Linked DNA regions of Homo sapiens: region 1 is linked to region 2. A link is a contact called in ENCODE Hi-C or POLR2A ChIA-PET data. All regions are on one chromosome and are shown on one strand. Each heading gives the region's core, a stretch centred on a gene start or an enhancer-like site at or near the end of the contact. The rest is flanking DNA. Distances are from core to core; before and after follow the strand shown.

What was found. Hi-C counts contacts between places; a loop is a spot of excess contacts on that map. ChIA-PET counts read pairs that join two places held with the same protein, here RNA polymerase II (POLR2A).
Region 1: a map of PC-3 shows a loop between it and region 2 (15-fold over the local background). The contact joins two enhancer-like sites. A Hi-C loop is called at or near these places in 1 of 168 maps with a recorded cell type or tissue (PC-3). POLR2A ChIA-PET finds 5 or more read pairs at or near these places in 3 of 52 experiments (MCF 10A, WTC11 and activated naive CD8-positive, alpha-beta T cell).

The regions. Positions count from the first base shown.
Region 1 is chr13:73,266,910-73,271,854 of GRCh38, reverse strand. No RefSeq gene overlaps it. Among named protein-coding and RNA genes, the nearest start is that of KLF5, 210 kb to the right of the region's middle. Within about 2 kb of position 2,859, at least 3 of the 41 ENCODE cell types and tissues checked have a DNase peak (open chromatin) inside an H3K27ac peak, as active enhancers do; they include PC-3, where a contact is called at or near this core.
Region 2 is chr13:73,168,456-73,173,537 of GRCh38, reverse strand. No RefSeq gene overlaps it. Among named protein-coding and RNA genes, the nearest start is that of KLF5, 110 kb to the right of the region's middle. RefSeq lists an enhancer at 3,120-3,691. Within about 2 kb of position 2,082, at least 4 of the 41 ENCODE cell types and tissues checked have a DNase peak (open chromatin) inside an H3K27ac peak, as active enhancers do; they include PC-3, where a contact is called at or near this core.

The DNA.
Region 1 (4,945 bases), core at 1,610-4,109, 98 kb before region 2:
AAAGCCTAAAGGAGATATTTTGGGATGGCTTTCACTAGATAGGCTTGAGACAACAGAAAGTAATTGGGGTTCAGCAGAGCCAGCTAAGTCAATTCATGGCTGCATCTTAATTGTTATAATCATAAACCTCTACATAGATACTTGATTACACTTCACTATGCTTTGTGTGTGCTGGGTTTATTTATTTTCTTCACTTTATTATTAAACACTCATTTGGAAACTCTCAAACTTATCACAGCTGAACTAAAAAGAAAAGGATGTGCTATTTGAACCTCAGAACAGAAAATATGACCATGTACACTCGGCCCTCTGGAAACCATGGGAGAGGATGGAGTCAAGATTTTAAATATGCAGATGACCCATTCAACAAAATGATGGATATGCATGAAAACTTGTTTCTTTCAAGGCAAGAATTACCCAGTCCTGGACCATGGCACTGACTACAAATGTCACACCATTGTCATTGTGTTGACAGGTTTTTTCCCCAAAGGCATATTTACCCTTCACTTTCGCAGGCCTCTGTCAAGGCCCTGGGAGGCACCCAGCAATGTGTTGACGTATTTTTATGAAATTTCTGAATTGTAAAATATAAAATATTTTTAATGCAATGAAGAAAGACTGCTGTCATCTTTCCACTGCAACTCTGCAATGTCATAGTGCCCTCTTGATAGATTATGTTGGAGTGGCCACAGGCATTTTGAGGGATATGTCCAAGGTAGTGGTTCTCAATGGGGGGATATTTCCCCCCAGGAGACATGTGGCAATGTCTGGAGACCTTTTTCTTTGTCACCACCAAGGGCATGTTATTGACATCTAGGGATTAGAGACCAGGGATATTGTTAAACACCTTACAGTGCAGAAAACAGGCTCCCACTACAAAGAATTACCCAGTTCAAAATGTCAATAGTGTCACACTTGAGACCCTGCACTCAGGGGAGGTTGAACAGGGGAGGATATATTTAGTTTGGATTTGGCGGGTACATTTACTTGGTTTGCAGCCGTTACTCTCCTTGTGTAGAAAGAATGCCCCTAACATCCACTGTGCTACTCATCATTCCATGTCATGCCACAAAGGAGCAAGACCAAAAGTTGCTTTGCTCTAACAAAACAGGGAATGTGTCCTAATCTATTCTCAGTTTGTGACTAGTGTGGAATAATAAAGATTTTAAAAAGCTAAAACTAGTCTTTGAAATTTTTCTAGTCTTCAGACATGTAAAATTTTAAGTAGAGGATTTCATTCTAAACATCAACTCAAGAGAGAGATCTTTTTTCAGGAATATGCTTTAATAAGGAACAAATATAATAACCACTCACCATACCTTTTTTTTTCCTTATTGATAGGAATTGCACAAAAGAACTTATCAAAATTCCTGTATTTGTAGGTGTCATAGTCAGTTAAGGCTGCTATAACAGAACACCATAGACTGAGTGGCTTATAAACAACAGAAATTTATTTCTCATCGTTCTGAAGGCTGGAAAGTCCAAGATCAAGATGCTGGCAGATTTGGTGTCTGATATGGTCTGGCTCTGTGTCCCCACCCAAATCTCATCTTGAATTGTAATTCAAATTATAATCTCCATGTGTTGAGGGAGGGACCTTGTAGGAGGTGATTAGATCATGGGGGAGGTCCCCCCATGCTGTTCTCATGATAGTGCATTCTCATGTGATCTGATGGTTTTATAAGGGGTTTTTTCCCCCTTTGCTCTGCACTTCTCCTTCCTGCTGCTGTGTGAAGAAGGACGTGTTTGCTTCCTCTTCCTCCATGATTGTAAGTTTCCTGAGGCCTCTCCAGCCATACAGAACTATGTGTCAATTAAATTTCTTTCGTTTATAAATTAGCCAGTCTCAGGTACTTCTTCATAGCAGCATGAGGATGAACTAATACAGTGTCTGATAGGGGCCCACTCCTGGTGCATGGATGGCTGACTTCTCTCTGTGTCTTCACATGGCAGAAGGGACAAGACAGCTCTCTGGGGCCTCTTTTATAAGGTCACTGATTCCATTCATGAGGGTTCCACTCTCATGACTTAATCACTTTCCAAAAGCTCCAATTTCAAATACGATCACACTGGGCATGAGGATTTAACATGTGAATTTGGGCAGGGGACATAAATATTCAGTTTTAACAGTAAGGTACAACTCTGTAGCAGTAAGGCTATAATTTTTATGCATCCTATAAATAACAAAAACAACAAAAAACACATTTTGATTAACAATGCTAGAGGAAAGACTAAATTATCTTTCCAGTATCTATATAGAAAATAATACCATAAAAATCTTGTTATAAAAAGTGATTTTAAAATGTGAAGTCAAAAAATGTCCAAAAAAGTATTGCAGAAGTATTTCAGGCAGTTAATAAAAATAATGTCATATTTTAAATTGTTATGGTGTTTGTGATATTTGCCAGATTAAATATTTTTCTCATTCACAATATTCATTTTTATAACAAATTTTTATATTTTTAATTCATTTTTCTTATAAAGGAGTCCAAAATTGCATAAGCTTTACATCCCCATAAAATCACTCTGGGCTTCACAGTTTGTGATTCAAAGGAATTTATGTTTGTAAGAAAATCATGTGTGTGTGTGTGTGTTTATAAAATATATGAATCTAACCTTTTCTTTTCTCTTACACCAAGCTCATCCAGACTAGATCCTCCTCAACCCTTGGACTCTTATGGTCGCCTCTAGATTGGTCTTCCTGAACCCAGATGGTGCTCCTGGAAATTAGTCTTTCCTGCAATCTTGGCCCACTGAACCTTTGTAAAGTGCTACTGTGTACATATCACACAGCCATGAACAAAGAGGAAGAGCCCTGGGCTAGCAGACAGGAATGCTCCCTTGGCAGCCTGCACATCCCTCCATACTGGCCTTATCACCACAGGGTCTTGTAATCATCTTCCCTTCTATACCATAAAGTCCTGAGACGACACAGGATTGGCCTTTTTCTTCAGCACCTGCCTTGGTACCTGTCCCAGAGCACTGTCAATAATTTGGTGTAGCTACTTCCTGGATTTTTGTGTACATGTAAAATCATAAATGCATACATACTTTTAAGCAATTGAATCTTGCTGTACAGTGTCCTGCAACTTCATAGCTGCAATTGAAGAGTCTGCTGCATTTTGCAATTGAGCCCATTATAGATACAGCTGGCTTAAGGCTGGTATCTGCTCAAAGAGAAAGGAAGCACAGAGCCTCCTGATGGCTGGCCAGGCTGGCCATCTCGGCCATTGTTTCTCAGTCCCCAACAAGACATCCCTAAAGCAATTTTGTCCTCCCAACTAATGATGACTCCAACACTGCTCATCAGTAACAGCTGTTGGGCCATTGGCTGTCATCCAGATTCTGCCCTTGTGAAACCTGCAGAGCCATGCTGGGAGGAGAATGGCTCCTGTGGGGGCAGATGGGCAATGTAGGGAAATGTCTGGGTATTTAAGGTAGTATCAGGGAAAAGAGGAGGAAATGACTAAGAAGGAATAAGGAAAAAATATGGTTGTTCAAATATGGGTGGGAAAGGACTGTGTCTATGCAAATATCCCATGTAAAAGTAAACCTGTTGTAATTCTTTTTCAGAACTACTTAAAAGGCAGAATTCCACATAGAGGACATATCTATGCATGTTCATGTGCGCATGCACAGCTACACACACACACACACACACACACGCACGCACACACACACACACACGAGTGTCTCTCTCCATTGCTAGGGGCCAAATTTGGTCTAACAGCTGTAACATCAAAGGGCAATTAGTATATTCATGATTTCTTATATTTATCTTTTCATTTCAAAGGCTGCTTATTTGTTTTGCTAATAGATTCAGGCCTTGATTACTGGTTATTGATGGGCATTAATAGATGTCTAGATTTACAAGTGTGTTTGAATTTCTCAAGTCTTGATTGTAGCTGAGGAAACTCAAGGCAGACAACTTTCAAAGACAGACACTTCCAATAAAGGCCCGAGGCCTTACTTAGATTAACCGACAACAATTAGCAATTATAATTCAGAATAAATAAAAAGTGAATACATTAATTCCTCAATTGTGCTAATCAACTACAGATATTAACTTTTCAAACATACTTCTAACAGATACATTATTTTGTATGTTTGGAAATCATCAAACAAGGATCTGTGTGAATACTGAAAACCCAAGCACAGCATTTTTTTTTTCCAGAAAGAGCCAGCTCTTTGCCTGACCAGTAAAATTGTCTTTTTAGTAATATATTTATTCCTAAGTTGATTGTCTTAAAATATTCTTGAGTTTCTGAAACTTACAGCAATATGCATTTATTTTCCAGGATCAATGAGATCAATTAAAAAATTGCAGTAACTGGAGAGAATATGGTTTACTCTCTTTGAACTTCATTGTTGCTTTGTTGGACCCTCTTTCAATTTGACATTTTAACAACTTGAAGAAATATAGATTACAGAGGGTTGGCCGAAACAGCAAATGTTTTCTCAGCTAATCCCCTGAGAATTAAGCTATTTAATTTTAGTGTATAGAAAAAGTGATAAATTACTTGGGATTATACCTCAAAGGTATAAACTCTGTGCAGATAGGTTGCAAAATGATTGTGAGAAAGTAAATCCGAACTGCAAAAATGAAAGATTCTTTGGGAATTGACCTCCCTTGTGGGTTAGGAAAGCCACTTATGCCTAAATGCTCATTTCAAACCTTTAGTTTGAGGTGGTGAATCAATTTGCTTCAAAGCAGAATGAAATCTGGTTTTTAAAAAATTAAATTATTCCAGTGATTTGGTCAAAGGTTATGAGTTGGATACGTTGAATAGCTATGTTAAATATTATTCATCTCATGACAGGGAACAACTTTAATCTCAGTTTATTATGTAGAAACTATTGTAGCCAAGGACCAAAGGTATAAAAATCCCAAGGCCAACAGCACTTGTAGTGAATGGGCAGGGTAAGCGATTTCTTTAATTGACTT
Region 2 (5,082 bases), core at 833-3,332:
GGAGATAGACTCAGGGGGCTCTAAGCAAACATCCCATTTATTCAACAAACATTTATCAACCATTTCCTACATTTGAGGAACTGTGCTAGGCCCTGGGGAGAGGATTCAAAGATGAACAGACATATTTCTGACCCTGAGGTCCTTTCAGGGCAGAGACACCATCCTTTTTCAAGCTCCACACCTGCTGTGGTTGCCTTTTCTCAGGTCATAAATCTTCGCCCTGGCCCAGCAAGTTTCCAGGCATAAAGAAACCATGCATGTTACTAGGTCATGCTATCTACTATAAAGTGGTAGGTCTCAACTGGAGATGATTTTGCCCCCCACGGGGCACTGGGCAATCAATGTCTGGAGATGTTTTTGGTTTTCCCAACTCGGGGTACTGGTAGGATTAGGGGGTGGTGTTGCTACTGTCATCTAGTGGGTACTCAGTCAGGGTGCTGCTAAACATCCTACAATGCACAGAACAGTTCCTATCCCCCACAACAAAAAATATCCAGCCCAAATGTCAATAGTGTTGAGACTGAGGCTGCTCTTTAGGGTCTTCATTTTAGCTATTTTGTCCTTATAACATGTGCCACTTTATTCAGCTACTTATTCTCTTAGCAACAGCAGTGCTAAGAAAGGCTCATGCCTGGCATTAAGATGCGGAAAGTAGGAAAAAAAGGAAGGAAGTGTATCCTCCTCCCACCTCTTGCTAGTGGCCAGCTGGAGGTCTTCCCAGGATTTATTTTGTCCTCTCTAACCAGGCCTAGAAAACTGCAGAAGGCCAGGTGCGGTGGCTCATGCCTGTAATCCCAGCACTTCGGGAGGCTGAGGCGGGTGGATCACTTGCGGTCAGGAGTTCAAGACCAGCCTGGCCAACATGGTGAAACCTGTGGTGCACACTTGTAATCTTAGCTACTCCGAAGTCTAAGGCAGGAGAACCGCTTGAACCCGGGAGGCAGAGGTTGCAGTGAGCCAAGATCGTTCCACTGCACTCCAGCCTGGGATACAGAGTGAAACTCTGTCTCAAAAAAAAAAAAAAAAAAAAAAGAAGCATTTTTCCTTAGGCAAGGCTGAAAGAGAAAAGAAATATTCCTGCCTCTAGGCTGGTAGGTAAAGGAGTTTGAAAAAGTTTTATTTAAAATATAGGCAATTTAACTGATTTATTTAAAAGTAGGAGTGGGTTGTGTGAAAAACAATAGATTTTCCTGCACAGAAAAAGAAAGGATCATCTCTAACTTTAATAAAAGTAATGACTCACCATTGCTCAAATTTAGAGAAAAACAAGCTGTCTGTATGTCACACATTATTTCCTGTCTATCCAGATGAGAACAGAAGCTCTTCAGTTCAGCTGAGCCAACCAAGAACGTGTCAATTCTCAGCCTTATTACCAGCTCTTCTTTATCTTATCTTTGAAAAGTCAGGCCAAATCCAAAAAGATACATCTGTTCTTCTACCCTTGCAACAGTAAAGTCATGGGAGCAGGGATGTAGGAAGCCACGGCAAGGAGGTCTCCATCCAGTAGGTGGCCCGGGATGAAGGCCGTGTTGGGGCTAAACCACACTCTGGAATTCTGTCAGCAAATTCCTCGCTGTGTGAACTTGAGCAAGCCATTCACCTTTCTTAAGCCATTTTCTTGATATTTCACAGAGACTCACCAAGTATTCAACGAGAACATGTAAGTGAAATGCTTCACAAAATGCCTGGTAAATAATAGATGCTTAGAAAATGGTAGAGAGAGAAAAGAGCAGTCTCTGCCCTTTAATGTACCTGTTTTTGCCCTCAAATCTAGATGCCATTCCTATAATTTGATAACTTTTCCTCAGACTTTCCAGAAGTAGAATTCCTTCCAGTTCATTAACAACATCCTCTGTCTCTTATACTAAGGACATATTTGGCTTCCTTTTGATTGCATAAGTATTTCTTAAAAGACACCTTGGGAGAGATGACATGTTTAAAATGCAGTGGAGTAACCTGCTCATAAACTCTGAGGCCCTGAACAAGGTGAGAACATGACAAATGAACAGGGATTATGTGCTGCATCGCACGAGAGTTCCAAAACAGGAAAATTGACTTTACTGGGTGCGGCTCTACAGTCATATAACATGGTTTACAGTTTAAAATATCGACTATAAAAGCCAACTCAGAGTGAGTTTTGGGTTGGTCATAACCACTGCAAAAAAAAAAAAAAAAAAAAAAAAAACCATTCACACTGAGAGCGACCTTTATACCTGTTTGGGTTTCTTAGTAACTTATTTTAACAGATTGTCTATACAAGATGGAGTTTTATGACTGGTATCAGTTCAAAGGTGGAGAAAATGTGAACCAAGTGTGTTTAGCTATATTTTCCAGTGCATTTATTTCTCATGAAATGTAACAACAGATGGACTCCTGGAGTATGGAATTTCCTTTCTTTTCGAAAGGAATAAGTACCCAACAAGCAAAAACTATAAAATGAATGTCACTGTTCTTCCAATTGTCCCAATGGGGAAGATACTGTTTAAAAAGCATTCACTCCAGTTAGCGAACAAAAAATAACAACCTGTACCAAGCCATTTTCTTTCCCCCAAGCCCATTGTCTCTAAAGATGCTCATCTTTCGCCTTCAAGCCCTTTTCACAGGTGCAGAAACGTAAAATGCAGAAATGAAGTCTAGGACTATAGATTGTCAATCAGTAAACAAGGAGAGATGTGAGAAATTAGATTCTGTCATAGAAACAAATAATCACATTGGGAGAGTGGAAACGATGATTATTTCCTTGCTAATCATCCTCCTTGAAAAAGATACCTATAAATTAATATGCATTTGATATGGATTATTTTTGACCCGTATGCATTTCAGGAAATAAAAACTGGATTCAGAAAGGCCTGTGAGGCCCAGTGCGGTGGCTCTCACCTGTAATCCCAGCACTTTGGGAGGCCAAGGTGGGTGGATGACCTGAGGTCAGGAGTTTGAGACCAGCCTGGCCGACATGGTAAAACCCCGTCTCTACTAAAAATACAAAAATTTGCCAGGCGTGGTGGCACGCACCTATAGTCCCAGCTACTCGGGAGGCTGAGGCAGGAGAATCACTTGAACCTGGGAGGCGAAGGTTGCAGTGAACCGGGATCATGCCACTACACTCCAGCCTGGGCGACAGAGCAAGACTCTGTCTAAAAAAAAAAAAAGAAAGAAAGAAAAGCCTGTGAGTTGAGGGGAAGGGGTGGTAAATAAGGCTATCCTCTGGGTAAAAGCTCTCAAAGCAAAAAGCTGTCACAGGTCCTCTGCTACATGCTAGTCAAGAGCAACCCAAGATTGAGAGGAGAAATACCTCAACTCCTCCAAAGAACTGCTTCTCCCCACTAGCACCTTCATGGCTAGGAGGTGGGAGGGAGGGTGTTAAGTCAGCTCAGCTGGTATCTTGCTCGGTTTTGCATTTGCATGCATCTGTATCCTCTTTTGTTTCCCCGGAAGTGGAAGTTATTAAAGTATCACAAGAATGCTGGGTCTCACAATGTTCCTGTCTGCCCTGTTCAAGGAAGTAGGCAGAATAGTACACTGGTCCCTGTTCTTGGAAAATTTGCAGCACAAAGAAAAGAAAGAAAAAAAACAGAAAAGATGAGATAAACCCTGATTAAGCAGACAAGCTTCATAATGTTTATCCAAATTAAATCTCTTCACATTGGTGTTTACCCATCATTAATTCTTATGTAATCACATTAGAGGAAAAACGCCTTGCATTAGTGGATGCTGATATTGGCCTTATGAAAGCGAGTTACCTTTTCTTATAGCAAATCTGTAGCAAGCCAATACGGAGGCTCCAGTCAGTTTATCAAAAGTTATCAGTCAAATGGAGTCAGAGGACAGTTCTAATAGAGACTCAAGGATGAAAGAAGAAAATCTGAAAAGAATCACTTTGAAAAGCTTGAGAGCCATTAGATTTGTGAGACCCAGAGCTAGGAAGACAGTAAAAACTGGGAAAACCTGTGATTTTTTTTGATGGGGGACATTTCTTTTTCCTGCCTTTTGTCTGTGAAAATGGCACTTTTGGCTAACAGCTCCAGAACTGCAGGAGGAATGATACATGCAAATGGTTTGCTTCTCATCCCATCTCTCTCTCATGCTTCAGTTCAGCAAAGCAACCCAAGTATCGGCACGAAAATAAGACAACCTAGCCTCCCACTTTGCTTGAATGATTTCCATATCCAGTAGGACAAGTTCTCCTGGGACAGGCCTGTAACCACAGGCACATGTCTCACCCTGTTAAGACGCAACAGCAGGTAAAGCAACCTGAACTCCTCACAGTAGAATCGGGTACACAAACTCACACCCACGCGCAAAAGTGAGGGAAGGCAACCTGGACAAAACTTTCCATCATTTGCTTCCAAAGCAGATATTCCTCAGGGGGAAGGGCGCAGGGAGGGCAGCTCCACGGACAGAGGCGTGCCCAAACCTTTCCACTTGCTTTGTTGTTCTACCTCTGAGCATTCGAGCAGGAATCTGAACCAGATGTGGGGTTAAAAGCATCACTTTGGAAGTTTCTGGGAATGAAAAATGACCTCCTCTCAAAAGAATTTTTTTTTCTACTTTGCTCTTTGTTTAAGTTTCCCTTTTATGGTACTTTCTTTTCTCCCCTCTTTCTCTTAAACCCACTGCACTCCTCTCATTTGGAGCTATCCATTGACACAGGTCGTCCCTCAATCTCTTATTACCCACACTGAAAGTTTCTCTTCTACTGGTGAATAAAACTGGTTCATTCTAGGACATCACCATTGTCCAGTTCTGTTTGTCACATTTTAACTCTTTACTGAGTCACAGGGCCTGGGTAGGACAGGGGACCTTGGTTAACCACTCTGTCATTAATTCAGGCAACAAATATAGAGCATAGTAATAAACAACATGGGCTTGGGACAAAGAACAGAAATGGTTTTAGATTCCAGGTCCAACACTTCACTAGCTGTGTGACCATGGTCATGTCCATGAATATCTTTAAGCCTCAGTTTCCTCACAACATATGGACATAATATACTGTTTGTTACTTTCCACCTGGATTGTTATGAGAATTAAATAAGGTAATGTATGCAAAGCAGTTAGCATAGTGCCTGGCATACAGGAAGCTGA